3 separate regions of the Homo sapiens genome follow, and regions 2 and 3 are each linked to region 1. The links are chromatin loops, found by intact Hi-C in ENCODE. Cell type or tissue: OCI-LY7. All regions are shown on one strand.

What was found. A loop is a pair of places that touch in the nucleus more often than their neighbours do. Peaks named below come from ENCODE experiments on the same cell type or tissue, not always from the same donor. Only the 100,000 strongest peaks of a DNase experiment are listed, where the experiment ranks them.
Region 2: a loop joins it to region 1, with 4 times the contacts of the local background. A loop is called at or near these places in 5 of 110 quality-filtered maps.
Region 3: a loop joins it to region 1, with 9 times the contacts of the local background. A loop is called at or near these places in 2 of 110 quality-filtered maps.

The regions. Positions count from the first base shown.
Region 1 is chr13:40,124,735-40,132,734 of GRCh38, forward strand. The region is part of intron 1 of LOC124903162; the gene reads right to left. Among named protein-coding and RNA genes, the nearest start is that of LINC00332, 53 kb to the right of the region's middle. In OCI-LY7, CTCF peaks have their summits at 3,065 and 3,277; DNase peaks (open chromatin) are centred at 767, 1,797, 2,197, 2,997 and 1 weaker place; H3K4me3 peaks cover 4,507 bases; H3K27ac peaks cover 5,246 bases.
Region 2 is chr13:40,649,093-40,657,092 of GRCh38, forward strand. The region is part of intron 1 of FOXO1 (forkhead box O1); the gene reads right to left. Among named protein-coding and RNA genes, the nearest start is that of FOXO1, 14 kb to the right of the region's middle. RefSeq lists enhancers at 2,623-3,144, 3,145-3,665. In OCI-LY7, a CTCF peak has its summit at 3,392; DNase peaks (open chromatin) are centred at 1,119, 3,289, 3,669, 4,639 and 2 weaker places; H3K4me3 peaks cover 5,168 bases; H3K27ac peaks cover 7,517 bases.
Region 3 is chr13:40,476,474-40,484,473 of GRCh38, forward strand. It overlaps LINC00598 (long intergenic non-protein coding RNA 598), which reads right to left and starts at 4,531. Exons shown (of 7, transcript NR_024507.3): 1 at 4,436-4,531. In OCI-LY7, no CTCF peak of the experiment used is centred here; DNase peaks (open chromatin) are centred at 2,518, 4,378, 4,858, 7,378 and 4 weaker places; H3K4me3 peaks cover 6,816 bases; H3K27ac peaks cover 6,686 bases.

The DNA.
Region 1 (8,000 bases):
TGATCAATTAATTTCAGCAGAGCCATCCTGGTGTCACTTATGGGATAGACATGATTAGACCTTTTTCTAGCTGAGTCCCAAGGTCAAGTCATCAAATATGACTGATTACATTTTCTAATGGTTTCTCTATGCCCATTAAAGAGCACTCAACTATTCAGACTCTCCTTTGATCGTGACATTCAAAATTTGCTCTGATGGCTCCTGACAGGCAAAAATGTATTCTCTAATCTTTAACCACATAAACAATAGCTAACCACTTGTAATTGAGTTTAAATTGATTTCAGGTGGCTTCAGAGAAAAGCAATTTCTACAACAGATTAACCTCTTAATTAAAGTATATTAAGAATACTGTCAGGTGTAGAGATTCTGCTACAGAAGAAAATTATCCCTCATTGACATTCATTTATGAAAGAATTGCTGTTGTGCTCCCAGGTAACAGGTTACTTATTTGTGCTTCTTGCCTCACTAGGTCAATGCAAGTCTAGTTTCAGTCATTAGAATATCAGGGTTTTATAGGGGAAAGATGTGGGGAAAGAGAGGGAGTGTCTGAGGGGGTGACATGAAATAGGTATGTTCCAGTACTTAACGTCTTCAGAAAGTTACTTTTCTCAAGAAATGGGACTTTCCTCAAAAACCATAGACCCCCTTCAGTTAGCTGAGTAATGAGGAAACACAGGTGTCAACCAACATGTCAATAACAACTAGACAGGTTTCTTCAAGGTGTCCTTCGATGCACTGTAAATAGACACCATCTCTGTCCTCTGTGTCTTTGCTACTCAGACCAGCATCACTTGCGGGGACTGTGAGAGATGCAGAATCTCAAGCCCTTCAGGCCCCACCCCAGGTCTATGGAATTAGAATCAACCTGTTTTTCAACAGGATCCCCAGGGAATTCATTTGCGCTATTACAGTCTGAGAATTACTGCTCTAAGAGAATGTTTGTGCTTGGAGTCCCATAGTCTCAGGCTGTATCTATAAAACATCAAAAATATTTGATTTGGTGAATAAAACACAGTGGAACTGGTTATGGAATATCATAGAAAACAAATTATTTTCTCCGCACTCTTTACTTTTTATCTCCTTCCTTTGAAGACCCTTCTAGCTTCCCATATTTTATATCCTGGCTGTGAACACCCCAGGTGAATTGAGTCTCACCCACCCAGGACTGGCCCAGAACACGGGACATACACAACTGGCTTTAGAATCAAGCTTTATTCATCCCTGATCCTGGAAGTTTGCTTTCTTGGCTCTGACACCTTCTTTGGCTCATGTCCCTGAATTGGTCTCAGTCTCTTTTTTTCCCCAGCCTGGGATTTTGTTGCTGCTCTCTCTGAACTTGCATTTTTTAAAATCTTTCCCATTTAGTCCTTTTTTTTTTTTTTTTTTTTTTTTTTTTTTTTTTTTTTGAGACAGTGTCTCACTTTGTCACCCAGACTGGAGTAGTGCAGTAGTGCTATCACCGCTCACTGCAGCTTTGACCTCCCAGGTTCAAGCAATTCTCCTGCCTCAGCCCCCCAAGTAGCTGGGACCACAGACACATGCCATCACGCTTGGCTAATTTTTGTATTTTTTGTAGAGATGGGACGTCGCCATACTGCCCAGGCTGGTCTCAAACTCCTGAGCTCAAGCGATCTGCCCACCTTGGCCTCCTGCGGTGCTAGGATTAGAGGCATGAGCCATCCCACTTAGTCTCAAGATATCTAGAGGAGGTTTCGGTTCTTACCTGTCTAAATTTAGAGGTTTGCAGCATGGACTTTTACTCTATAGGTGGCTTGTGGTTGTTAAAAGGGAGTTGAACAAAAATGCAGCTGTGCTCAGCAGCCAGGTGTTGTTAATAAAATTGGTTGCAAACAGAATCCCTCAGGCTTGGCTGCACATTAGAATCCCCCAGGGAGATTCAAATTTTCCAATGCAAAGGCCCCGGCCCCAGATCAACTAAATCAGAATTCCATGTCCTCAGCATCAGTGGTTATAAAAAGCTCCCAGGTGAGTCTAATGAGTAGCCAAAGTTTGGAAATACCAGTTTAGAGAAACTTCTATGTCCCAGTCATGCCCATCCCCACTCCCTCCTCTGGGCCTCAGTAGCAGTTCACTTCTTTTATTCTACTTAGTCTTTTTCTCTTCACCACCAAAGCATTTAGAAAATAATGAATGAAGAATGTAAGCCTCTGGGTGTATTCTTAGGGTGGGGACAGGAAGTGAGGGGTGGGGAAGGAAGAAGTTACATGCATGATCTCTCACACTGCTAAAACTATGCAAAGTTTGCCAGAATGGATATTAAACTGACCCCAACATCCCCCAGTTTAAGTTGCACCATTACTGCAGAAGAATCATAGAAAGCGAGAACATGGAACTCTAGAAGGCAGGCAGACAAAGCATCAGAGAAGAGATTTAACATGGCACAGCCCACGATCTTCCCACTTGCAATATTCCAAACAAAAAAAAATACCCCCAAACTTTGTGTCCGTAAGTGGAAGTTCTAAACCTGTGTCTTTCGAGGCAAAGCAGAAAGGGCACCAGGTGTTCTGGTGAAGAGTTAATCTGCCCATGCCCCAAATCAAGGTGAGATGGAGAAGGCAGCAGCAGTGCAATCCATACCAGGGCTCTTGGCCTGGGACCCTTCCTTGGGTGGGTCTGAGCCTGCACTGGAACCAGGTGAGAAGAGCTGCAGAAGGCAGGTTGAAGGAAGGGAGCCAGGGTGCTCCTCACATGCTCCCTCTGCTTACCTTTTCTCTCCTGGGTTAGGAATTCACAGTCACTGATGCAATTTGTTGGGTTCTCTAAGTGTCTTCCCCAGGCCCTACAGATGAGCAGCACCTGGGGACTTATTAGACATGCAAATACTCCAGAGGAGGGCTCCACCTCAGACCTCCAGAATCAGACACCTTGGAGGTGGGGCCCAGCCACCTGTGTCTTCAGAAGCCCTTCAGGAGTTCCTGATGTGCACTCAAGTTTGAGAACTACTATTTCATTTCATGCTTCTTAGAGCTTGCTTTTGTGGCCATTTGTTCAACTGGTCTGGAAAGGGGAAGAAACTTTGAAAGTGCTTGTTCTCCATTCAGACTGCTGATTGTTGATGCAGAATAGCAGCTGGGGTTACTGGCCATTTCTTCCCAGGTCCCCCTTCCTGAACCTCTCATCTTCTGTTTTCAGGCTCCTGGCTGTAGTTTCTGGTCCCTGCAGTCTGGCTTCCTGGATATAATCTTTGCCTGTTGAACCTGAGGCAGCTGCCTCTTCCTTCCCGCCTCAGTTTATCTCCCAGGCTCCAGACCCTGCTCCTCTCTCTAGGCCTCCCCACTATGCTTCCTTCTCTCATAAAAGTTGAGGCCCAGCTTCATCCTCTAGTTGGCATGGAGTCCCAGATGATGCCAGCTCTGTTCATCCTCTTTGTTTGCCCTCTCCTGGCCTGCTACGTTTAGTTAGCAAACATGCTGCTATTAGCAAATACTTTTGAATGAAAGAATTAAGTACTTTTTGGTTTCCAAAATCCTTCTACCTGCATTATCTCATCAGATCATTGTGACAGTGAAAGTACGATCCCTATTTAACAGTCAATAACACTGAGGCCAATCCAGATTATAGTCTAGTTAATAGAGCCAAGACTGGAATTAAGGTCTCTGAATCCTAACTCAATGCTCTTTTCATTATGCTGCTTACTTAATTCATCTCTTCACAGAGATGCGTTTCAGAGTATTTTCCACTCTCCCCAATAGCACACCATTAACAATTCATGCAAGGTAGATTTTTAATCAACATTCACCTACAGCAAGAACTGGTTTAAGCTGGACAAATTGCAAAGAATGTAGTTTACCTCATTGCACAGGTGCACACCACCAAAAGATTTAGCAGAAGATAAGAGGATGGATGTTTGGCCACACAGAGATTACCTGCAGCTGTGGTGATTGGTTCCTGGGGTCAAAGAGCCTTTGCTGATCAACAGAGTTGATTAATGGGTCAGTAACTCTTGTAGTTTAGAAATCAAAAGATTTTCAACTTGAACCTTGTATTGGTTTACATTTACCTCTCATTTCTTAGGCAGGTCGATAATAAATTAGGGCATTTGAAAGCTAGTATGATTTCCTTTAGGGTCCTCTGCTGTAAGCCCCAGTCTCTGAATGACAGTGTTTGCCTGGAAAAGAAGCAACCACCTGCATCTGCTGGCTTGGGCCTGCCTGGAGGTTAGAGGTGTGATGCCCCCGACACAGGGCACAACCATTCCCCAGTGTGTGGTGGGGAGCAGAGTGAACCACTCACCTATCCCAGATTCTGCACTGGCCTGTGTCTAAGAGCTTAGATTGCAACACTGAGGTGCCTGTTGCCTTAGCCTCCATGACTGAGGTCTTGAGCTGTGACATCCACCCTCACCATATCCCTACCTGTACTTGCTGCCCCATTTGGACCTCTGACAAGAGGGCAAACAGATAAGGGCAAACCTCCTCTGGCCTATGGGGATGCAAGGCCATGGCTATGCCTTCTGGTTCTGACCACAGCTCTACCTTTGTGACTCACACTAACAACAATCCTGTTTCTTATTTCACCACCTGGCCCTCTGGTGCCATGTGCTCTTTAGATGGTCCATCCCCAAGCCCAGCTGTAAATTATTTTGGTCATTTTGTTGCCAGTGGAGGGTGCCCAGGTTATTGGCATCCTGAACAAAGAATTGGACAAAATGCTCAAACAAAGCAAAAAAAGAATGAAACAACAAAAGCAGAGATTTATTGAAAACGAAAGTACACTCCACAGGGTGGGAGCGGGCCGAGCAAGCAGCTGAGATCACAGTCACAGAATTTTCAGGGGATTAAATACCTTCTAGTGGTTTCCCATTGGTTACTTGGTATATACCCTATGTAAATGAAGTAGTGGCCCACTACCAGTTTGATTGGTTGCAGGAGAGGACCAATCAGAGGCTGAAGCAAAGTTACAACGTTACGCCCTATCAAGCATCTGATTAGTTGCAGGAAGCAACCAATCAGAAGCTGAAATGAAGTTACAAAGTTATACTCCTATGTAAATGAAGACTTGGCCTGCGACCAGCCTGATTGGTTGTGGGAGGGGACCAATCAGAGGTACTTTCAATTTCTGCCACACAGAAAAGGGGAGCGTTGCAAAGGGAGTAGCCTCTGGTCCTTTTGTTACTTGGGTGTGGATAGTTAGGGTTTTCCTTTTGATTTAGTTCTAGAAAGTCAGAGTGAATCAGCTTTAGGTTCCCTGCCTCCAGGCCCTATTCTCCTGCCTCAATTTCTGACCTGTGCTTCTGTGACCTGGCCCTGAAAGAGCCACCAGCTCTCTCCAGCTCAGCAGATGATCCAGTCTTCACTGGTAGAACTGCCTTGGCTTTAAATTCGAAGCATGGTTGGAGCTTAACAAATGATAGAAAAAAATATGGAGAATTGAATTGATGGGTGAATAACATTTGGAGAACAAGCATAACCACACTGGCCTCAGCTCTCAAATATTAAGGAAGCTAAGGGGAGCTCATCATTCCTTCCTAAAGTCAGATTACCCTGATTCTGTAGATATGGAATCCTGTGGTTATGCCTCCTCACAAGTGATGTAAATTTACAGTTGTTATGAGATGACCCTGCATGTTCTCAAGCAAATGACAGTAAAGAGGATGATAATGAGTGAATGAAATAAAGAGAAGTAGGAGAAAGAAATGGGCAATAAAAAATAGCTTTTAATGAGCACATACTCTGTGCCAGGCACTGTGCTAAACACTAGCACACAGCAGCACACTCAATCCTTACAATAATCTTATATAGTAGTGATATTACCCCTAATTTACAGGTGATGAAACTGTAGTGGAGTCAGAATTTGGTTCCAAACCTGCACTCCTAACCCCTTTGTTAAGCTCCTTTCCCCATAGGAGGCGAATTCTCTACTCTTAGGCTTTCACACTCATTTGGCTTCAAGAAGTAGTGGCTAGGTTGGCCATCCCCTATCATTGTCATATGTAATGTTTTTACCAACAATACTCTTTGATGCTAGGGCGCATCTGTGTAATCCCTTGCAAAGTTGAAAAACTGAGTTCATCAACTAGGGCAAGTAATTTCAGCTCACATGTCCTGGGAAAATAACTGGACTTGGATCTAGTTCCTGCCCTGACCATGTGGCCTTGAAAACCACTCACCTGCTCTGAGTCTGCTCTCTAGCATTCCATGTCTCCATAGTGTTGTTCAAAAATTAAAGGAGCCATTGGCGTAGAAGCACTCTATGAACTGTAAGGACTACAAAAATAAAAATTATTTCTATGTCATAAAAGAAGTTCAACTCCTTTTTTTCCGCTGAATTCACTAATTACGTAAAAGTCATGGAGACAAGATCTTCCATGGCTGGATTCATTCCAACAACAACAGATTCCACAAACATCCAGTAAGGTCCTCACATGAGCCAGGTGCTTTTATAGTTTATTTTCTTTTTTCAAAGACAAGAAACAATATGTTTATGACCAAGTAACTTCTGCATCTTCTCATATTTTGGCAGGTATTATACCTGCTGAGGATTAAATACCTCGAGCTGGACTTGGATAGGTCAGTTAATTGGGATTCAGACACCCTGGTTTGATTCCACAAACAACAAGTTGTCCTCCACTTCCTTGGCTCACAAATGTGCACACATCTGTGTGGCCCATGGGGCAAGGTCAAAGTGTTTTTTCCTGGAGGCCATTTTGTCACATGTAGTCCCTACAAGACAGTGTGGATGAGTCACAGCAGATCCATCACCCTTGTAACAAACAGCTTAAATGCATGCCCTGCTGAGCATGAGTCAGGGTAAGGGCAGACTTATAGGCAATCTCATTCCGGGCTTTCTATTTTTTTCCATCTGGCTTCTCTTCCTGAGTTTGTTTTGCCTTTCGCTTTTTTGTAAAAAAAAAAAAAAAAAATTAATATCCATTTTTTGAAACTTTCTTCTCAGTGCCTTGGCTAAGAAAGAGATAGGATATGTCTTTTCAGGGAAATGTATTCAATATAAGCATGGTATTTATCCATTTATTTTAACTAAACATATACCAGAAACTTATTTTTAATACTTTTTAATTGAGATATAATTATAGTGCCTTACAATTCACTCACTTCAGTCTATGATTCAACAATTTTAAATATGTTCACAGAGTTGTACAATCATTACCACAATCAATATTAGAACATTTTTCTTGCCCCCAAAAGAAATTCTGTCCCTATTAGTGGTCACTCCTCATTTCCCCTCAACCTCCCAGTCCTGGGCAATCACTAAACTACTTTCTGTTGGTATAGATTTGCCTATTCTGGACATTTCATATAAATAGAATCATTCAATATGTGGCCTTTGGCTTCTTTCATTGGCATAATGTTTTCAAGTTCCATCCATGTTGTAGTTCTCAAAAACATCTGTGTCTTTTCAGTTAGGAACTCAAACTCATGCTGTTCCTTCCCATAGAACTTTATCTGACTCCCTTGGAAAAAATAATAATAAATAATAAAAATATCCTGTAGCAGGTGCTATCTATGCCAGGTACTATACACATAACCTTCACAATAAGCTATAAAGGAGATATTATGTTCACTATTTTCCAAATTAAGAAACTAAGAAAGGTCATACTACTCATTAAGTCATACAGACAATATTCTAACTCAGGTCTCTGACTCTAAACCACTCTTCTCCTCTACCCCACATAGTAGGTCTGTCTTGGAAGATGAGTCATGGTTATTACCAGCATTGCCATAAACACCTACATCACATTTCTCTGAAATCCAGCACTGGCCCATGGTTGTGGCTTTGACTTGCATCAGAGGAGTACAGAGAAGACGCTCATTCAACAGGAAAAAGCCCTCAAACACAGACTACGCTGGAGGTGAGGCAGAACGCACAGTGGTCAAGACTGCAGGACTCTAGAGTCCAAAAGACCTGGCTTCAAACCCCAAACCAGTCACCCTTTAGTTGCATGTACTTTAGGTAGTTACTTTCTTATTCTTGATTTTCCCCCATATAATTGAGGAGGATAGTTTCTACCTCATAGGGCT
Region 2 (8,000 bases), 520 kb after region 1:
TAATAAAAGTCAATGTCATTTTAAGTGAGTCTCAGCAAGCCACACAGAAACAAGCCTCATAGGGCACATGACTAAGTGGAAAGGGGTTGTCTTCATTTCAAATCCAAGGAGTGTATTCACACAGTTAAGGATCACAGACAATTCTGTCTTGAAAAGAATCCCTCTGATGCATTACTCTACAATCTGAAGTGTTTTAAGTTCTCATTTTATCTCTCTGACTTAATTACTTCTTCCTCCCAATACCCTTTAAAATCAATTCTCTAAAAAAATGGGGGGTGGGGAGTATAAATGAGGCTTAATTGGAGGCCCCCAAGTTGTCAATCATGACAGAATTGATGACTTCTGTGGATGAAAGTGTTTTCCTTTTCCCTTCTTGCCATAAACACAGGCGGAAGTCATGGTTAGTCTAAGAAACATAACCATCAACAGTTTGTCTTTGATTAAAATGTGTCCCTATTTTCATCGCAAAGGAAATTATTAAGTAGGGTCCTCCTATATGTTCAGCATTTTACATGACCCAAGATCATTTACATCGTTCAATGAGATCACAGAGCACAATAATTATTTTAATTTTTTTCTTAAAAATATAATGTATAAGGCATACAATCAAATTAGGTAATAAATTCAGAAATTGACTCACTTCAAACATATACCCTCCAATTGTGAGGAATGAGAAATTCACCATAAATTATGAGCTCCATCTGTACTGATATATTCCCTTCATTTTATTCCACATTCCCCACATTCTTCACCTCTAGTTCAGAATAAAGCAATCACACCAAAGAATGCAATGGCACAAACTTTAACATTCAAACTATTACAGGAAAGGGGTCCCAATCCAGACCTCAAATGACAGTTCTTGGATCTCCCACAAGGAAGAATTCTGGACGAGTCCCTAGAGTAAAGTGAAAGCAAGTTTATTAGGAAAGTAAAGTAATAAAAGAATGGCTACTCCGTAGACAAAGCAGCCCAAGGGCTGCTGATTGCCCATTTTTATGGCTATTTCTTGATGATATGCTAAACGAGGGGTGGATTATTCATGCCTCCCCTTTTTAGACTATATATATAGAGTAACTTCCTGACTTTGCCACAGCACTTGTAAACTGTCATGGGGCTTGTGGGAGTGTGGCAGTGAGAACAACCAGAGGTCACTCTCGTGGCCATCTTTGTTTTGGTGGGTTTTAGCTGGCTTCTTTACTGCAACCTGTTTTACCAGCAAGGTCTTTATGACCTGTATCTTGTGCTGACCAACTATCTCATCCAGTGAGTTAGAATGCCTTAACCGTCTGGGAATGCAGCCCAGTAGGTCTCAGCCTCATTTTACCCAGCTCCTATTCAAAATGGAGTTGCTCTGGTTCACACGCCTCTTGACAAAACTACTTTTTAAGAGGTTTGAATCTCAATTAAGCTGAACAGATTAAGAATGTTTATTTCTGAGTTAGGCACCAAAGGAAGGACAGTAGGCTAAAAAGAGATCACAAAGAAGGGCAGTGACACCCTGAGGGTCCACTCCTCAAGCACAGGGACAGGCCGATTCCAAGACCAACCTAAACACTCAAGAGCAGGCAGGTAATTATTGAAGCCTGTGACAATCATGCTTTTTAAATTGTTATTTTAATAATCTGGATTCTGCTCTTGTTTAGCTTTGGTTTTTGTTGTTGTTAATTGTTGTTGTTTTTTGAGATGGAGTCTCACTCTGTTACCCAGGCTGGAGTGCAGTGGCGCAATCTTGGCTCACTGCAACCTCTGCCTCCTGGATTCAAGCAATTGTCCTGCCTCAGCCTCCCGAGTAGCTGGGACTACAGGCATGCACCACCATGCCCAGCTAATTTGTGTATTTTTAGTAGAGACTGGGTTTCACCACGTTAGCCAGGCTGATCTCAAACTCCTAACCTCAAGTGATCTGCTGACTTCAAGTGATCCGCCAACCTCAGCCTCCCAAAGTGCTGGGGTTACAGGTGTGAGCCACCACGCACTGCCTAGTTTTTTTGGTTTTTTGTTTTTTGTTTTTTGTTTTTGTTTTTTTTTAAGAAACATGGTCCCAGTGTGTTGCCCAGCCTGGACTTGAACTCCTGGGCTCAAGGGATCCTCTGGCCTCAGCCTTGCGAATAGACAAGACTACAGGCACACAGTACTCTCTCTGCCTGGATGGACTCTGCTTCCTTTTTATAAAAAGTACGTTCTAGGTACAGTTCAGAACACTGAAAGTATCAAAATGGCACTTCAAGAAATACAAAGCACCTTAAAGAAATACCCAGAATTACTGGAATATAATTCCCTAGGAGAACCACTACAGAGCACAGAGGTCACAGCAGGGAAAGTATCCACTCCAAAACCAGAAAAGAGGATATCAATAACATCAAAACATGCCTAATTACAGGAATCTTTAACCCTGATAAATTTCCTTAGTATGAATTTTTTTAATTATACCAAATAACTTCAAGAGAGGAAAAAATAAAACATTTTGATGACCTCTAAAATGTAGTCATCAACTGCTAAATGTTTAAAAATAGTGTTTTATCATCATCAGAAAGACTTCATGTTAATACAAATACATGACATACAAATATACATCTAAATATACATTATATTTATAACATAAATATACATCTAAATATACATCATATTTATAATATAAATATAAGATTATAAATAAATTCAGGTCCTACAAAATTCATTCTATCTCAAAATTTCACAAATTCAACAAACTGCTCCAGGCACACCGGTAACAGAAGAGACTGGGAGTATGGGAATCTTTCAAATTCAACGTATGTAAATGTCATAATGGGCCACTGAAGAGAAAATTAAATCCTAAAAGGTTGAAGGGGAGAGACCAATTCAGTCATACAGATTGAAGAACTCTCAGGGTAGGATGATCCACAGGAAGCTTTCCCATTCACCACATGTAAATTTCATGATGGCCTACATACCTACCCATCCAGAGAGAAAAGTTTCCAATGCAACCAGCTTGGTGCCAAGTACACAAACAACCCCAATCGATATTTACAAGTTTTGCAAGTTCCCCTCTCCTCCCTCCCCACTCCCCGTTTAGGAGGTAGCCCTGCAGAGAGAGAGTTCTGCTGCAAACAGATGAGGTAACTGTAATTCAAGAGAGCCCACTTTCTCCTGTATTCAAATCACAGTATAGTATGAATGATGGCAGGCTGAAACCTACTGGTGTAACAAACTGGTGATTCTTTTTTTTTTTTTTTTTTGAGTTGGAGTCTCTGTCGCCCAGGCTGGAGTGTAGCGGCAAGATCTCCGCTCACTGCAACCTCTGGCTCCCCAGGGTCCGCCAACACGCCTGGCTAATTTTTGCATTTTTAGTAAACACGAGGTTTCGCCATGTGGCCCAGGCTGGTATCGAACTCCTAACCTCAGGTTATCCACCCGCCTAGGCCTCCCAAAGTACTGGGATTACAGGCGTGAGCCACCGTGCCGGCCCAAACTGATGATTCTGCAAATTAAACCTCACAGCTCATGAAGGCACATCATCTCTGATACAAAATTATGGTGACTGAACATGCCTATCTTGATGTTACTTATGCAACTCTATCCTGAAGGTTAGAGAAGAGAAAAAACCTTTTTCATGTCAAAATAGAACAATAAAATCCACATTGTGACCGTTACTACCTCAAGAATCTGCCAAAATAAGAGCTTCTAGCTAAACCATATGCAAACCATTTCCTTTGACCTTGCTTCCAAGCAACCAAAATGTCTCAAGTATTTGACGTTTACTTGTATGAACCACTCCCAAATATTTATGTGGTTATTTTGCTTTCAAGCTTTGAAGGACACAACATTTACAAGCCTGGGAATTAGGTGATTCAATTATAATTTCTCTTTCCAAACTAAATTTGAAATCTAAGTGCATTTCTCTTTTTTTTTTTCTTCAAGACAAGAGTATTGCTCTGTCGCCCAGGCTGGAGTGCAGTGGCACAATCTCGGCTCACTGTAACCTCCACCTCCTGGGTTCAAGCCATTCTCCTGCCTCAGCCTCCCGAGTAGCTGGGATTACAGACACGCACCACCACGCCTGGCTAATTTTTGTGTTTTTAGTAGAGGCAGGGTTTCACCATGTTGCCAGGCTTGTCTCGAACTCCTAACCTCATGATCCACCCGCTTCAGCCTCCCAAATTGCTGACATTACAGGCACGAGCCACCACGCCCAGCCTCTAAATGCATTTCTTTTCAGGTACAGAATGCAGGGTGCCTTTTCACTCTCACCCTTGCCACTGCTGCAAGATGAAGACCCTCTCATTCTGTGCTGGGGATTCCTCACTCAAAGAGGGGTTTTCGCTCAGCCACTTGCATGGCAGGCTTCTGAGCCTGGTACCCGCAGAGGAAATGCACTAATTTTTTAATTAAAAAAGGAAAACCAATATGAAAGGAGAGGGCCGAAACACTGAGGAGACAAAGCCCAGTGCCTCCCGGCCTCAGCTAACTCTTCAGAATACCAAACCATTGAAGAAATCTTTATCTTCCCACATAATGCAAACTGGTTTCCCTCTTCCTCCTTTCCTCATTAGGCCCAAATAAGACTTAGGAGGATTAATCATGCGCATTGGCTTTTTTACTGCAGTTACAAAATACAACCACAGAGGTTCCCTCCCTTTCCTGATGCCAGGTTCACTTGGCTACTTTCAGATTTTTAACTGAGCAAAAACCCAGCCCCTCACCAGTAAGTACTTTGTAAGTACTCACCAGTACTTACAAAGGCAGTACTATAACACCTTCAAGATGGGGAAACCACGGTTTTAAACAGAAACACATATTTTCCCTCAACATGGATGCTTTATCATATCTCTAACATAGTAAGAGTAGAGAGTCACAAAACCATGACCTATATTTTCCAGACTGTTAGAACAGCAATTGAGAAAAACTGTTTATCCAAGAAATATCTTTAATGAAACAAAAAAGAACAAAAGCATACAAGGGAAGCCCTCTCTTCCACCCTCTTTCTCATCACAGTTTTGCCCTTATCAGATAAGACAGGTAGGGGTTCCAGGGCTGTTAAGCTCATGGGGTATATCATTAGGACCAGCTCTGTAACTGGAACTGCTCAAAGAATGAATGACATCTTTATTAAGACAAACATCATCTGACCAGGCTCGGTGGCTCATGCCTGTAATCTCAGCACTTTGGGAGGCTGAGGTGGGCAGGTCACAAGGTCAGGAGTTCAAGACCAGCCTAGCCAAGACAGTGAAACCTCATCTCTACTAAAAATACTAAAAAAAAAAAAAAAAAAAAAAAAAAAAAATTAGCCAGGCGTGGTGGTGGCCGCCTGTAATCCCAGCTACTCAGGAGGCTGAGACGGAGAACTACTTGAACTCTGGAGGCGGAGGTTGCAGTGAACCGAGATGGTGTCACTGCACTCCAGCCTGGGCGACAGAGCGAGACTCTGTCACAAAAAAAAAAAAAAAGAAGAAAAAGAAAAAGACAAACATCATCTAGGGAGAAAAATACATCAACGCAGAAAAAAAAGATTTTCTTTTTAGGTCTCGAAGATCTGTATACAAGATGCTGGAACCAAGTCACACTGAAAAAGTTGACAGCCTGGAAATTTCTATATGTGGCTGGCCAGAGATGTATAAAGAATACAGTGGGGCTTACTGGAGATAACAGCACTTCCCAGATGAGGGGTGCTGCAGTGTAGACCAAGGGGCCACGACACTTTAGAGGTGGTACTGGCCTCTGAGAAGGCAGAGGTCTCTAAGAATTAAAGAACTCCTATGACTTAAGGTCAGCAGAGATAGGCTATCTTGAAAGAAATGATCTACCTCCCTTCCCTGAGGGAGATAAGAACCCTCAGGGAACCCTCCCTTCAAAATTAGAACCAAGATGAGAATGAAGTTGAAGGATGAAGATGTTTTATATAATATCTTTACTTACAAAAATTAAAAGACCAAAGATGTGCTGTAATTCTGAACTTCACTGGATCTACAAACATCAATAGTGGTCGGCAGGGCGTGGGGGCTCATGCCAGTGATCCCAGCACTTTGGGAGGCCAAGGTGGGTGGATCAGTTGAGGTCAGGATTTCGAGACCAGTCTGGCCAACATGGTGAAACCCCGTCCCTACTAAAAATACAAAAATTAGCTAGGTGTGGTGGTCTCTACTATTACAGGTGTGCCTGTAATCCCAGCTATTTGGGAGGGTGAGGCAGGAGAATCGCTTGAACCTGGGAGGCAGAGGTTGCAGTGAGCCAAGATTGGGCCACCGCACTCCAGCTTGGTGACAGAGTTAGACCCCATCTCAAAAAAAAAAAAAAAAAAAAATTAGACTGGCCAGTTCCATATTGTTTCCTAGTTGGTTTTGACTAGTTTTGCCTGACATCATTAACAATCATGCAAGTGTGAGATCCTGGTGCGTCTGAAAGCTATTTTCTCCACGTGGAAGGTAACTTAGACATTTAATAAAACCTCACGGTAGTGGGCTTTTTCATTTATTTAACTGTCCCCCACCCCTCATCAGCAATGTACCTTTTAAATAAAATGTCTGCTTCTATAGGGATAAATATATTAGTAAAATAGTTTTCTACACTTCTTTTTTTTTTTTTTTTTTTTTGGCAGAGTCTTGCTGTCGCCCAGGCTCAGGCCGGAGTGTCGTGGCATAATCTCAGCTCACTACAGCCTCCACCTCACAGGTCTGAGGCATTTTCGTGCCTCAGTCTCCCAAGTAGCAGGGACCACAGGCATGCACCATCACCACTGGCTAATTTTTTGTATTTTTAGTAGAGATGGGATTTCACTATATTGGCCAGGCCAACTCCTGGCTTCCAGTGATCTACCCACCTCAACCTCCCAAAGTGCTGGGATTACAGGTGTGAGCCACCGCGCCCGGACAGCTCTCCTCAACACTTGCCATTTCTAAATGGCTGATGAGTGTTATTTAATCTACAACTGTGCCTTCTGATGTGCCACAATGCCATTTTTACTGCATAAACCTTTTGGTTCAACATGAGCTAGTCAGACTCACTCCAAGTACACTTAACAGTTAATACATTCAGTCCTATTGGACTGTAATGGTGTCAGTTTTGCATTTGGCCTATCCAAATTTAACCTCCTCTGGATCTATTGAAATATCCCATTATAATCTTCATTCTTGCATTTGGGTTAGTGGGAAGATAATTATTGCAATAAGAAAGCCATCAAGGATATCTAATATTTAGCTAAGGCAATATTAGAACTGACATTTACATTTTGAAGTATCTTTTCAAGCCAATATAACCTTCCCTCATAATTGCCTTAAGTATATTTTGAAATTGCTGACTTCAATTCAGAATTTCTCATTTTTCAAAAAAGCAAGACTTAATTTAATAGTAATCTTTCTTTCTTTGAATCACTCTGCTACCAGGACACTGGGCCTCACTGAAGTTAATTTTAAAGAACAGATCAAGCAAAAAGCTAAATACATTGTAAATGCCAACTATTCACATTAAGTCAATTACATAATCTGTTCTATGTATTGCCAAATTCCGTATGTCAGTTTCAAAATCAACTGCAGTACACTGGCTATAAATTGCATTCCATAGGTCTCCATATTTACACAAGTGTGTTCCTAAGTAGTTGCATTTTAAAATTGTTTAATGTAATCATATTTTCATAATTTCTTATTTGGCAAAAACAAAGATATCATTTGATAAATTTGGTCCATAACACAGCATTATTTTCATAATATGTCCTTTCTACCTATACTTTTCAAACTGTTTGTGTATTTCACATGCCTATCACTCTGAGAAATTTTTTTTTTTTTTTGAGACCGAGTCTCTCTCTGTCGCCCAGGCTGGAGTGCAGTGGCACGATCCAGGCTCACTGTAAGCTCCGCCTCCTGGATTCACACCATTCTCCCGCCTCAGCCTCCCGAGTAGCTGTGACTACAGGCACCCGCCACCACACTTGGCTAATTTTTTTCTGTCTTTTTAGTAGAGACGGGATTTCACCGTGTTAGCCAGGATGGTCTCAATCTCCTGACTTCGCACTCAGAGAAACTGATGCTTCC
Region 3 (8,000 bases), 350 kb after region 1:
CTCAGAAACCATAACCCATAGGTGAACCCTGATAAATCAAGTGCTGATCCATTGAATGCAAATGCTTGGAGACATCAAACAGCACACTCGAGGCCCTGAGTAGCCACCATAACTTCCTGAGAGGCTTCTCTACCAGAGACACTCCACCTAACGGACTGGGAAGCACAAATGTCCCTAATCCTGCCCTTCTCTAACTCTTCCACACCAAAACACGTGTCTGCACATGGAACTTCTCTGAAATGCCTGGAATTAAACAAAGCAGGCACAGCCCCTGCCCTTTGGAAGCTCAGCAATCTAGAACAAACACTGAGGCACACAGGGTTGGTCTTATGAGCTGGCAACCATATGGTCTGATTTTAGAGGCTAGGAAAGCTTAGTCCAAAAATATCTACCCCTCCCAAATGCCACAGTGCCTGGAATTCCACTGTTAGAGGGATATTTCTGGGAGTTGAAGCACTATCTCCGATTCTGAGTCACTTGGCTTCAGTTACTTTTTTAAAGACAGTACAATGTTGTATTTAGATTTTTTTACCCATTTTTGTGAGTTTATTTATTTTAATAAATGAGTTGATCTCATTACATTTATTATTATAATACATTTGTCACAATTCTATCATCTTAAATAATTTCTTTTATTTATTGTTTCCTCTGTTTTCTGTGTAATCTGAATTTTAGTCCTAATAGTGGTTACCTCCTCGATTTTAAATAAGATGCTTAATTTTCTATTATCAATTAATCAGAAATCAAATAGTATCTATTATCTCCCAAATACAAAAGGTGAGAAAATTAATGATTTTCTATTTCCTCCCATTTCCTTTCCACCTACGCCTTAATCCCTATCAACAGACACTTGTTATTATGTTGTTGAATTTTTTTTCTTCCTTATGGCTGTATTATTATCATTATTGTTATTACTTTTACATTTGGTAAAATTTTTTTTTCTTTCATGGACTTCTTTTAAATGCAATAAAACTCTGGCTAGAGGCTACAGTTATCGTACATCAATATCTCTGCATGAATTAAATACTCAAGTTACTTTTTTTTTTGAGACAGAGTCTCACTCTGTCGCCCAGGCTGGAGTGCAGTGGTGCCATCTCAGCTCACTGCAGCCTCTGCCTCCCTGCCGGGTTCAAGGGATCCCCCCAGCTCAGCTTCCTGAGTAGCTGGGACTACAGGCGCGTGCCACCATGCCCTGCTAATTTTTTGTATTTTTTGGTAGAGACGGGTTTTCACATGTTGCCCAGGCTGTCAGATTACTTTCATTCATTGCAGTAGAGGCTCCTACAGGATGCAGGACAGTAAATAGGCTGGGGGTGGAGAAAACATAAAAAAGGAAATCGGATGACAGATGGGGAAATACATTGAAGGCGAATACCTACTTCTCTGTTTTGCCTTTTGTTGATCATAGAAACAAGGGGAAAACATAATGGAAACTAAATAAACATTCGCAGAGGGCACTAAGATTTCTGACGCTCTCATGGTACGGAAGAGGAGCAGTAAGACACACGTGTGTGGATAATCAAAGGTGAGGATGGTGGGTGGGTTGGCGCAAGAGGTGGGACGAGGGAGAGAAGTGCTGACCATTCCAGGGAGTCCTCTGCATCACTGCTTCTCAACATCACACTTTGAGAGGACTCTTCCAGCTCCAAAGCCCTGTCCACATCACGTCCTGTCCCCACGGTCACTCTGGCCAGGCAGGCCTCTCATTGTGAAATGGGGCCCTGCACACAAAAACAACAGCCTCGTGCTTGTGGCAGGCTGAATTCTTTCCAAAACTGCCCTGGGTTTCTTTATCTCAGCCCCTTGTGAGAACACAGGAAACTCTGCTTCCCCAATCCTGAAATATCTGCCTCAGGAAGGAAGGGATATTGTCTTTTCAGGGGCCTCTGTTTGGCTTGTGAGCCAGTTCGATAGCTTGCTTTGTAAATGCACTGCAAAAGCAAGCCCACTCAGACCTTCCTTGGAAATGGCATATTTGAAAGATAATGTCCAAATCTATTTAAACAGTGGGGGAAAAAGTTAGGTCATAAAACCAGTACCAACTTTGTACAAACTGGTCTAAACGCAATACTGGAGAGGTGTTTGGTTGTTTGGCTTGCTTTCGTTTGTTGATTTTTTTTGTTTGTATTGGCTAAGAATTGTTCAAAAGAAAAATCATTCAGTTTTTTTCTTCAACATTCTTGTCCTACTGAGGGAATAATTCGTTAATTCACCTTTCACTGGATCCAAATGGAATTCATTTTTTAGACTTTATAGAAAACATACAAACCCTCCACTAGTTCAATATTTTATGATTAATTTTTATAAACAAGTAGGCGATATCAGGACATCTTCAGAGATGAATATAATTGAATCCGAGTGCTCTCATGCTGACTATTAAAGGTTTCAATTTAAAATGTTTGCAAGAGACCAGGGATAGGACGAATCTCCAGCATTGCCTCACAGTGCCAGTGTCCTGGGCTTCTAGAAGCAGCAATGGTATCTGTGGTTGGCTGAGTTTTCTGGGCCATCAGCGTGATTTCTAAGCCGGACTCTGGTGCTCATCATGCTCCCACAAGCCTCAGATGGCTTTTATTTCACAGCAGACAACAAACCCATCTTTCTGTCAAAGGCCGTAGGTTGAGGTCCGGAAATGAATTTTTAAACTATGTCTTCAGGCCACTAAATTCCAAGGCCATTTCTCTTTCTCTCTATTCCTAAGGACCCATCACCACAGACCCCAGGTGTTATTTGTACACCAAACACAGCCGTGCAACTAAAGAAATAAAAATAAAAATAAAGGTTAAGCGCTCTTTGCCTCCCACTTCTAAAAGAAACTTCTGGGCAGTGTTTCTCAGTTATGAAATGTACGCTTCCCAGGAGCAGTCTCCGCGTTTTCCAGCGCCTTCCCTGCCTGCCCGGCTCCCCGGACTCTGCTCCTCCCGCTGCCCACCGAAGTGGCCCTGCCTCAAGTGTCCTCCAGCTCACACTGTGCTTCTCAAGCAGTGGCTCCCCAAAGATGTCCCCAATGAGGAGGGTGAACAAAAAGCGCCTTTCACAGGATCTCCCAGGCACTGCCAGAGCGAGGCAGGCTTTGAGGAGCCTGTCAAGGAGGGCAAAGGCCTCGCTTTGAAAACGCTTCTCCAGTGTGCTGGCTCGTGGGACTTGGCAGGCCCAGGGAACGGCGCCGCGGGGAAGAAAGCCCCTGGATAGGCCTCCCTGGCGGGCACCCCCTGCTCTTTTCATTCGGCCCCATGTGACGCCCGTGAGGGAGCTGGCAGGCCAGGGCCTGGTGAATGAATCCTGTTTGTCAGGGCCCCCGCCTTGACTGCAGCCCATACGTCAGGACACACGCTTCCCGACTGCTAAATGACGGCTGAGAAAAGGACAGTGGTTTTCGGTGTTTGTAGGACAGGCAGGAGTGGCCAGGCAAGGACTGAGATCAGTCATAGGGGAGAAAATCCAAAAAGTAAAAACTCCACCGACCACAGGAGACTTTTCTTCTCTGCTCTGGTCAGCAAGAAGGTCCCATGATTCAGCACAGAAAAGCACCCTCTGGCAGCCCGGTCCTGTTTAGTTCTGGGTTCGGTGCAATTTCTTTGTTGAAACTCAGTTTCTCCCTCTGTAAAATAGGTATAGTGACACGAGCCCATGGGAGCTGCTCAGTAAAGCTCTATTGTTTAATCAGCTGACAAATGGCAAAGCCAAGTCCTAAATGCTTACTCAACTGGCCACCAGTAATGGGTGCATAATGAGAGTGAGAATTCAAGGGCAGCCACCTACCTCGCCCATCTGTTTATTTTTCCTGCCTTGGTCTAAAATGGTTCCAAGGCCCCAGACTCACAGCAGTCATGCCTCTTCCGTGGCGGCCAGAAGTGCAGAGGACAGTGTTATTCAAGGTCATCTGAAGAAGGCAGGGACCCACCTGCCACAAAGGGTCGTTGTGAAAATGCAAACGTCCAGGAGCAAGGATTAAGGGGAAGACTCCCACACCGGAGAGCAGCCAAGGGCACCCCCTTGCCGAGAGCAAAAAAAACATGTGGTCACTTCTAGAAGGCAGAGTGACAAGTCAAAGCCTCTCTGTGAGTTAGCAGAAATCATTCCCTCCGGGTGGAGGAATTACACATGTCTTTCTGGGCAGGCAAGTTAGGAAAGGGGTGCCCGTCTGGGCAATCCAGTCAGGACGAGTGCCCCTTTCTCCCAGACTGGGGACGCAGTCTGGAGGGCAGCGCCCACTACCCCTCCCTCTCTGGGCACCGTGGCACACCCTCCGGGGCCCTGCCTTTAACCGCTGTGTAGCCTGACAGGGAAACGTCAAGGTCAAACAGGAGGCCTCTCACAGCTGCAGGAAGGAACACCAAAGCATCTTCTTGAGAAATAAACAATGTTGCCTCTTTTAGCTCTAATTTTTTCTGTATGGCTTTGAAGTGGCAGTGTCTAGGGAAACCCCCAATACCTTTCAAGGGGGGAGATCAAGGACTCCTGCGTGTTGCAGTGAAGTTAATGAAGCCATTCATCCATTCGGCCAACAGCCATCATCGGAGCTCTACAGCGTGTCCCCAGTAAGTCTGCTGTCAACACGCAGACATGGGGGGCGTCAGCACAGCCCTTGACCTCTGCGAGGTCACAATCCAGGGTGGCTGCAAGACCAACAGTAGCACCCCCCACCCCCGACCAATGAAGTCCAGAGGAGCAGAGAAAGTGCTGGCAGACACAGAGGATGGAGCAACTCACTTATTTTAGAAGAACCAAAGAAGGCTTCACAGAGGTGACTTCTGGGGGTGTTCTTAAGTGAGGGGTAGAATTTCTATGACCAGAGCAGCCAGGTGGAGGGAAAAGCAGAAGCATAGCTACGGAATCAGAAGAGTCTGTGCTGTGGCCAAAGCATGGGGTGGGAGGTGCGGAGGCAGGAAGTCCCTGAACACACCAAGAGTCAGAACTCAGGGAGGCAGCGGAGAGAGGACCCACAACTCCACCTGGGCCTTAGGGCAGCTCTGACGATGCTGTAAGGCCAGACTGTAGAGACTAACAATATAGGCATCACCTGGAAGACTTGAATGACCCAGGGAAGATGCAGAGGCTTGAGGACCAAGCCAGAGGGGACGGAAACACAGAGACTCGGGTTTCCAGACCGGACCGGGCGCATGGTGAGGGCACAGGCCTGCAATAGACAGCACAGGAGTGGAGTGGGTTTGGAAGGCCAATGTTGAATGTGGTTGTGGAGAAGCCAAGTCGAGGCTCCTAACAATGCAGTCCTGTAGAAATGCATAACAGTTAACTAACCAGCGATGAATAGCTAGTTTTAAAACTAAAAGGCAAAGAGATTGCAAGGGAACTAGGGCCCTGTACAAGGACCCCTGCCGTGCTCTGGGGCTGTGGGAGTAATTGGGTCAGGGCAACAGTTCTCAGACTTTGGGGTGCATCAGAATCACAGGGCGGTGTGGGAGGCCACTGACAATCCAGGTACCTCGGCCTCACCCCCACTGATTTTGTGTCAGCACCTACAGAAGTAACACCGATTCCAGCTCCCCAGTTACAACATACTACAAATCAAGGAGTCCTTTAAACTTTTTAACTTCTTTCTCACTAATTAACTAGAAATACCCTCCCCTGTTTACCTTTTAGCTGAATAATCTCTTTAACTGATTAACTGAAGTTAATTCTCACTGGCCAGCAAAAAGTTCGGTGAAATTAGCCTCGGGAGAAACTAAGATGGCAAAGGCTATTTTGTGGGAGGTAAGAGAAGAGGGAGAAACAGAGACAAGAGACAGTAGGGGGGAATGGCTAAGAATGGTCCGTCTGGGCATTGTTGGTGAAACGGCTTAGTGGTTGTGGAGTCACTAGAGCCACACGTTGTATGTGAAGTCATCAAAGCGGACATCAGGGAGCCCTGGAGTTGGTCCCTCATCCCCAGGAAAGGAGGACACCGGCTTTCCACCAGCCTCAGCAGGTCCACCCTCAGACAAGGCTCCCCATAGGCTCCTCCTCAGGCTGTCCTGCTGTGAACATTGACCCCACAATCTGCACAACCTGTGTAGAATCACTTCCAAGTTGACCAAGACTTGCTAAATTATCTCATGAAGGACAACAAAGGCACAACTTAAAAATGGAAGAAGGTGAATATAAAGTAAACCCAAAACTCCTACTTTTTTGTCCCTTCTCACACTGCTATAAAGAACAACCTGAGACTGGGTAATTTAGAAAGAAAAGAGGTTTAATTGGCTCACAGGTCCACAGGCTGTACAGGAGGCGTGGCTGGGGAGGCCTTAGGAAACTTACAATCCTGGTGACAGGCAAAGGAGAAGCAGGCACGTCTTCACATGGCAGCAGGAGGGAGCGAGAGAAGGGGGGAGTGCTACATGCTTTTAAAATACCAGATCTCATGAGAACTCACTGTCACAAGAACAGCAAGGGGGATATCTCCCACCATGATCCTATCACCTCCCACCAGGCCCCTCCCCCAACAGTGGGAATTACAATTTCACATGATTTGGGTGGAGACAGAGAGCCAAACCATGTCACCTACCTATCATTAAAAAGTAATGTCCCAACCCAAACAAGCTTGGAGTCAAGGGCCAGCTCCTACCAAACTTCAAATATTGGTGTTTAATAATACGTGTCATTTAGGAACAATGACAAAAGATGAACACATGCATCTTAAAAGCTGACTAGCAAAAGGCCAAAGAAGGAAATGGGGAAGAAAAAGGATATATTTTCCTTTTATCAGAAACCTAGATTAGGCCTAAACTCAACTGGACCGACTATGATCACCTCCTCACCTGCACAGGTGAAGCCACCAACCATCCTAGGTTGTCTGGGACTCTTCTAGTTTTAGCAGTAAAATTCCCACATCCTGGGCAACTTGGGACAGATGGTCACTGTGGGTCCAGGTCATGGACTATGAGAATATGAGAATATGAGTTTGGGTTTGGAAGACTTCCAGCTGACTCCTGGACTGCCACTTACTAGATGTGGGCCACTTAATTTCTCTGAGTTTCATTCAGTTCCTGCACTCTAAAAACGAGGTTTGAAAGGCTGTCTTCATAGGATTGTTTGCAAGGATTAAACCGTAAGGGAACATAAAACACAGAATCGGTGGTACACAGCAAGCTCTCAATCCATGTGAGATGGGAAACATTTATCTGCAACCGTAGCCAGCATAGTTGGGGCAGGATTACCCAGAGACGATGGCGAGCATCAGGTGAAGCAGATGGAGATGTGGGCAGTTGTTGCTTCCTTACAGAGCTGGTCCCTGTCATTTGCACATTTGTCCCCAGCCCTGGGTCCTGGCAAGAAGCCTGGACAAGGAAGCTCTCTATGGGTGCTCGAGAGCCACTGGCAGACGCATGTGCAGTCAGGCAAGAAAGCCACACGCCCAGGCCGCAGCGGCCCTGCCAGTAAGCACTGAGCACCCAGGCAGATGGGAGAACCAAGCTGCAAGCCTTTCCTAGTCTCCCTATGATGAATGAATGACTGTCCTCGTGGGACCACTTCGCAGCAGAGCTAGCAAGAGCCGCGGCACGGATCCTGCCTACACACCTGTGCTCCCGAGCCCTGCAGAGCTTTGGGTCTTCTCACTAGCGGAGTGAGGATGAGGGTGTGCTGACCACAGCAAGGTTGTGTGCGTGCCTCCATGGAGGTGCGCAGAGCAGAAACGCTGCCCCTCGCACTGCCATGGTGGTAAGGAGAGGAAATAAAACCCATGTCTTTTCAAAGATTGTGTGAGTGTCCTTGAACTCCTCTTCTGGCTTTTCAGCAGCTGTTTGGCATATACAGGCGAATGACAGAGAGGAAGAGGGGGCAGAGACTTGTGTAGATGCCAGTGTGTTGCTCACTGCAGGCAGCACTGACTGAGCTCCTGCCGTGAGGCTGACACAGTCCCTGCCCTCCTGGAGATTAACCCTTTAGCATGGGGAGGTGACAGCAGACAAATCAGTAAGTAAGAGAGTGTTTGATGGTAATAAGTGTCCTGAACACAAAACCAAAACAGTAAAGTGATGAGTAATGGGGAGCAGGGGGAC